Regions from separate parts of the Homo sapiens genome. Here region 1 is linked to region 2. A link is a loop called in an ENCODE intact Hi-C map of the cell type or tissue named here. Cell type or tissue: sigmoid colon. All regions are shown on one strand. Each heading gives the region's core, and the rest is flanking DNA. Links, peaks and the distances in the headings are about the cores only. Region 1 overlaps GNL1 (G protein nucleolar 1 (putative)). Region 2 holds the start of RPP21 (ribonuclease P subunit p21).

Evidence for each region. Peaks named below come from ENCODE experiments on the same cell type or tissue, not always from the same donor. Only the 100,000 strongest peaks of a DNase experiment are listed, where the experiment ranks them.
Region 1: it touches region 2 in a loop (2.7-fold over the local background); 8 of 110 quality-filtered maps call a loop at or near these places.

The regions. Positions count from the first base shown.
Region 1 is chr6:30,540,294-30,543,099 of GRCh38, reverse strand. GNL1 (G protein nucleolar 1 (putative)) reads left to right here. Exons shown (of 12, transcript NM_005275.5): 12 at 1-1,719. Among named protein-coding and RNA genes, the nearest start is that of GNL1, 15 kb to the left of the region's middle. In sigmoid colon, for the core only: CTCF peaks have their summits at 1,273 and 1,480 (motif pointing left); DNase peaks (open chromatin) are centred at 1,203 and 1,459; H3K4me3 peaks cover 638 bases; H3K27ac peaks cover 1,171 bases.
Region 2 is chr6:30,343,519-30,346,324 of GRCh38, reverse strand. TRIM39-RPP21 (TRIM39-RPP21 readthrough) reads right to left here. Exons shown (of 10, transcript NM_001199119.1): 7 at 927-1,027; 8 at 752-834. It overlaps RPP21 (ribonuclease P subunit p21), which reads right to left and starts at 1,169. Exons shown (of 5, transcript NM_024839.4): 1 at 1,097-1,169; 2 at 927-1,027; 3 at 752-834. The coding sequence starts at 1,153. It overlaps TRIM39 (tripartite motif containing 39), which reads right to left. Exons shown (of 8, transcript NM_001369521.2): 8 at 2,596-2,806. In sigmoid colon, for the core only: no CTCF peak of the experiment used is centred there; a DNase peak (open chromatin) is centred at 1,154; H3K4me3 peaks cover 1,486 bases; H3K27ac peaks cover 423 bases.

The DNA of each region.
Region 1 (2,806 bases), core at 205-2,704, 200 kb before region 2:
AGAGGAACAGATGTCCATGCTGAGGCCAAATGCTGGACAGGAGTTAGCCAGACAGGGAAATTGCATTCTGGGCAGAGGAGACAGCAAAGGTCAAGAAACATGACAACTTTGGAAGACTGTAACTTGTTCAGAGGCAGAGGGTGCAAAGGAGAAATGAGGAAAGGTGAAGCTGGAGAGGTGGGCTTGGTCCAGCTCTTGCTGGGCCTTTTCAGCCGTGTTAAAGATTTAGACTGTATCCAGAGGGATGTTGAACTTTAAGCCTAAGACTGAAAAGGTGAGAATTGTGCCTTAGATCACTATGGTTGCAGTGTGGAGACTGGTTTGGAAAGGGGAGAAATCAGAGGCTTTTACAGCCATCCCAGGGAGAGAGAATGAACACCAGAATTAGGGTAATGGAAGATGGAAAGAAGAGAAATCGTTTTATGGGTTGCTCAGGAGATAGAATTGACATGTCTTGGGATTGTTTTGCTGTGTAGGGGAGAGAGACAAGTCAAGAGTATACATCCTGTTTCTGACTTGGCAACTGGGTGGGTCATGGGTCTGTTTCCTGAGACAGTTGTCTACAGCCATACCACCGTAAGCGCCCTAAATCTCATCAGAGACAGTTTATGCAAATGGAGCTTGGGGAAAGAGAGGTCGTGGCTGGAGACAGAGATTTGGGCATCATCAACATATAGGTGTGGGGAGCAGAGAAGGCTGAGGAAGAAAGCAGGAAACATATAAAAAGGAGAGCAGGGAAAGGAGCCAGTGAGACAGGAAAAACCTAGTAACGTGGTGTGATGAAGCTAGGGGAGGAAGGAAGGAAGGAAGGGCGGCGTGGAACGCTGCTGATGGGTGGTGGCGGGGAAAATGAACGAGTATCCACCAGCAACGAGAGGGGCCTCCATGGTCTTGGTGGGAGCATTTCTTTGGAGAGGTGGAATCAGAAGCCCCAGATGTCAGAGGGTTAAGGAATAATTTGGAGGAAAAGCGTAAAGGCAGTGGAGGTGAGGAGAGAATTTTCAAAATGTTTGGCAGTGATTGCAATGAAAGAAAAAAATGGAGGGAGCAGAGTATATGCAGTTGAGGAACTTTTTTAGTTTGGAGTGTGTTAACACGATGTTAGGAAGAAGGATCAAGTGAAGGAGAAAGGTGAAAATGCTGGAAGGTGGGGCTTAGTGATGAAACAAACCTTGGGGACAGGTGGGCGTGGTACTGAGAGTCCCAGTGAGGGGAGTGCCCTCAGGCAGGCGCCGGTGGCTTCTGTCACAGGAGGGAACAGCGCTGACATTCAGCTGGTTCGCACTGATACGGCTCAACCAGTTTGTTAAAACATGTCTGTTCCAGTGTCAGTAATATACGAGTAACTGCAATATGCAGTAAAAATTATAAATTCTAATACAAACTCAGTTCAAGCTAATTAAGAGATCGCAACAGCCGTTGGTAAATGGACTTCCCGCTGCATTTGAGAAGCTTTGCAGCGCCATCTGCCGGTGTCGTAGCATCACTGCAGGCTGAGAGGCTGCTTTGCGCCTTCATCTTGAAGCACTCTGAAATTGCCTGTTTAAATTACCTTGGAATCATGGAGTTGCTACTGCTTCTGAATAGTTTAGCTTCTACTTTGATTTTATTGTTAGTGCATTGTCGTTCTTGTGTCAGTAGCAAGTTTCAGTGTTTTAATATTTACAAATACAAAAATTTTTAATAAAATATTAAAGCCAAACTTGAATGAAGAGACAACAAAGTTTGGATATGTTTCTTTATGTGCCTTTTGACATATCATAAATGAGAATCTTTTGATTCCTCAGGAGAACAAAGAAGAAATATTAATGAGCTGCAGCCAGGAATGTTTTCTGTTACTGTGTAAAAATCAGAATAATATGGAAATCATTTGCAACTTTTTATTTTGAAAAATTTCTAACATAGAAAAAGAACAATAAACACCCAAATACTGAAAGATTCAACAAATTCTACATTTTGCCATATTTGCTTTACTAGTTTTTGCCAGCTTCTGTATTAATCGATTTTTCTGTCTACTTATCCATTTTTTTTGTTGTCATTACCTTTTATTTTTAAAAATTTTAACCTTTAATTGTAAATTGGCAAATTATAGTTGTATATATTTATGGCGTACAAAGTGATGTTATGATTCATGAATACACTGTGGGATGATTAAATCAAGCAAATTAACATCTATCACTTTTTTTTTTTTGAGATGGAGTTTCACTCTTGTTGCCCAGGCTGGAGTGCAGTGGTGCAATCTCGGCTCACTGCAACTTCCGCCTCCCGGGTTCAAGTGATTCTTCTGCCTCAGCCTCCCGAGTAGCTGGCATTACAGGCGTCCGCCACCATGCCCGGCTAATTTTTTGTATTTTTAGTAGAGACGGGGTTTCACCATGTTGGCCAGGCTGGTCTCCAACTCCTGACCTCAGGTGATCCACCCACCTCCACCTCCCAAAGTGCTGGGATTACAGACGTGAGCCACTGCACCCGGCCCAACATCTATCACTTTTAAATACTTACTTTTTTTGTGGTGAGAATGTTTGAAATTTACTCTCTACATTCAGAGGAGGGAATATGTTAAAAATGTAAAAAAGATATTTACCCTCAACACTTATGAAATGTCCAAGAATTATTTACTATATTCACTTTGCTGTGCAGTATATCTCAAAGAAAAAGAAAAGCTTATTTTTCCAGTCCAATGAAGCTTTGTAACCTTTAACCATCATATCCCCATTTACCCCAGACCCCCAGCCTCTGGTAACTACTATTCTGCTCTCTCCTCCTTTAAGTTCGATTGTTTTAGATTCCACTTATAAGTGAGAAC
Region 2 (2,806 bases), core at 58-2,557:
CCCCCAATTTGAATGCACATTTGATGGTGTCAGGCCTCGGCATAAGCTCCATCGATTTCCTGGAACTCTTTAAGATAAAGTTCAAACTCCCTAACAAGACTTCAAGAACTGGCCTGTTTCCCCCTCCAGTCTCATGTTTTGCCCTCCTACCTCAAACTCCAGCCTCCTGAACTCTCATTTCTTTGACAGCACCACAAGCTCTCTTGTCTCAGAGTCTGCACACATGCCTAGAATTTCCATCTCTCACTCCCTTTGCTTATCATAAACTTCGCCACCACTGGCATGAGTAAGTGAGCATTCTACTCCCCCAGTTAATCTTTTTCTACACCATTTTGTTTCTTAGTCTGTCCCATCAGACCGTAATTTCAATGAGAATAATGAATCTAGCACAGTACCTGACACATTTTAGAAAATAAGTATTTGCTTAATAAATGAATGGTGATGGGAATCGTCCTCCACAAAGCCGAACAACATCTATTATTGTGCATGGGTGGGGTTGCCTCTTAAAAGTTATTATTTATTGCCCACACTGGAAGAAAAAAAAAAAAAACAGCCGAGCCCAAACCCTAGTTTGTGCAAGTGGCGTTAGGAACTTAATCCAAACCCGAAGAAGGAAGACTCCTGCGAATCCCACACCCAACATCCATCTACAGTGAGAAAGGCGCTGTTGGCCTCCAGTGCCCGCCCCCCACCCCGCCCCCCTCCGCGCCCCCAATGCTCCGCAGTCTTCCACCTCCGTTGGAGCACTCACGTCTCTGGCGCTGGGTGCAGGTGAGGCCCGGGACGAGGAGGGAAGAGCAGCCTCGACAGAGAGTCCTCTTCACCGAGGGATCCCTGGGGGCGGAGGAGGATAGTGGTCTGGCGCCCGCGCTCCCTCTCGCGTTCCTCCCGCGTCCCGCCCGCCGCCCGCCCCGTGGCTGTCTCACCGCCGCAAGACGAGCCGCTTCGCAATGGTCCTCTCAGTGTAGCAGTAAAACCTCGCCAGCGCCTGGTTCTCGGGGTCCTGGGCAAGGACACAATGGGCGGCCTGCGGGAGGGGAGCAGTCACTCTGGGACGCCGAGCACCGTCCCCGTGGGGCCCTTGTCGCAGACTCACCTGGTACAGGAAGTTGAGCCTCTGGAAGGCCTCGCGGTCCTTCACCGGCCCCGCCATCACCGCCGCGCTCCAGGGCCTCCCGCAGCCCCACCCCTCGCACAGCCCCGCCCGGGCGTCCGCGCGAGGCCTCCTGGGAAACGTAGTCCCCGCGCCCTCGGGAGCCTCCCGGAGGCCTCACAAACTCATCGGTTTCTAAACACAACCCCAGCAATCCATGCCCAGGGTCCCTTTATGAATTTTCAGTGCTTTTGTCTTCCTCAAGCTCATGACCAATTATATCACCTAGAGACCTAGTGGAGCAGGTGAGGATCTTAAATCGGCCATTTTCAGGACAGAAGGCTGGTCTCTTTATGTAGCTACGTTGGGGAGATGGTTATGTGCAATTTATACCCAGCTAGAGCTTCTGCCCTACTCTCCTGAGGTCCGAGGCAGATGCCTGTAAGATCTACAGACGGAAGGCACAGAGGTAATACATTAAAAAAAAGCACTGGTGCCAGTGGGGGTGAAAGTGGGAAGGATCATGAGGGTGCTGGAGGGAGGGAAAAGGACTCCCGGTCCTCAGAAAGCACAGTTTACTCCTACTATTCCACCTACCAAAGAAACACACTTCCTGTTATGCAGTGCTGGACACACAGTAGGTGATCCTCACTTTCTGAGTGAATGGTTTCTAACTCCTAGGCTTAGGTACAGCACAGAAATCTGTCAACAGCATCCCCTGCCCCTGAAACTTCACCCCACTCCCCACACTGACATTCACCTCACACCCCTCCCTCTGACCTCTTCTATCTTCCAGTTCTTCTGTCTGGTGTCCTGTGACTCATAGTGACTATCAGTTACTGAAGTCAGAAGCAGAGGGACATGAATTGGAGGGGTAGAAGATCAATGAACCCTGAGATGGGGAGGGCAGCATAAGTCAGGAGAGGATGACTTCTCTCCAATTTCAGACCCAGTGCCAGGCGGGGACAGACAAGCAGGGCTCCAGCTGGGAGGAAGGACATGGCTGAAACCTCCTCTGGAACTAGTTTCACAAGGGTTTTCGGACTCAAATGAGAGTGGTGTGTTTAAAATGTAGATGTAGGCTGGGCACGGTGGCTCACACCTGTAATCCTAGCACTTTGAGTGGCTGAGGCAGGTAGATTACTTGAGTTCAGGAGTTCGAGACCAGCCTGTCCAACATGGCAAAACCCTGTCTCCACTAAAATTAGCCGGGTGTGGTGGTGCATGGCTATAGTCCATAGTAATCCCAGCTACTCTGGAGGCTGAGGCAGGAGAATTGCTTGAACCTGGGAGGCGGAGGTTGCAGTGAGCTGAGATCACCACTGTACTCCAGCCTGGGCGACAGAACGAGACTCTGTCTCATAAATAAAATGTAGATGTCCGGCCCACCCCAGACCTTGACTAACCACTAAGGGTGAGACCCAGGAACATGCATGTCTAACACCCAGTGATTCTTACACATCAGTACAAGGCTGTCACCAAATTACCACACAACACAGAGATCACTTCAGTGGATCCTTTGTTCCATATTATTTTAACCAACCAAAGTATCTTGCCACAAAGAACCACAGTCAAGGCACAAAGGTAAGAGGAGGAGAGTCTGGACAAAGTCCTGTTGAGGTGGTAGGAGGAACTGAAATGCCCTCAGTAAACTGCAGATTCTTCTCTCAGTCATTTCTGTGAAGATTACCCGAATAGCAGATAATCCAAATT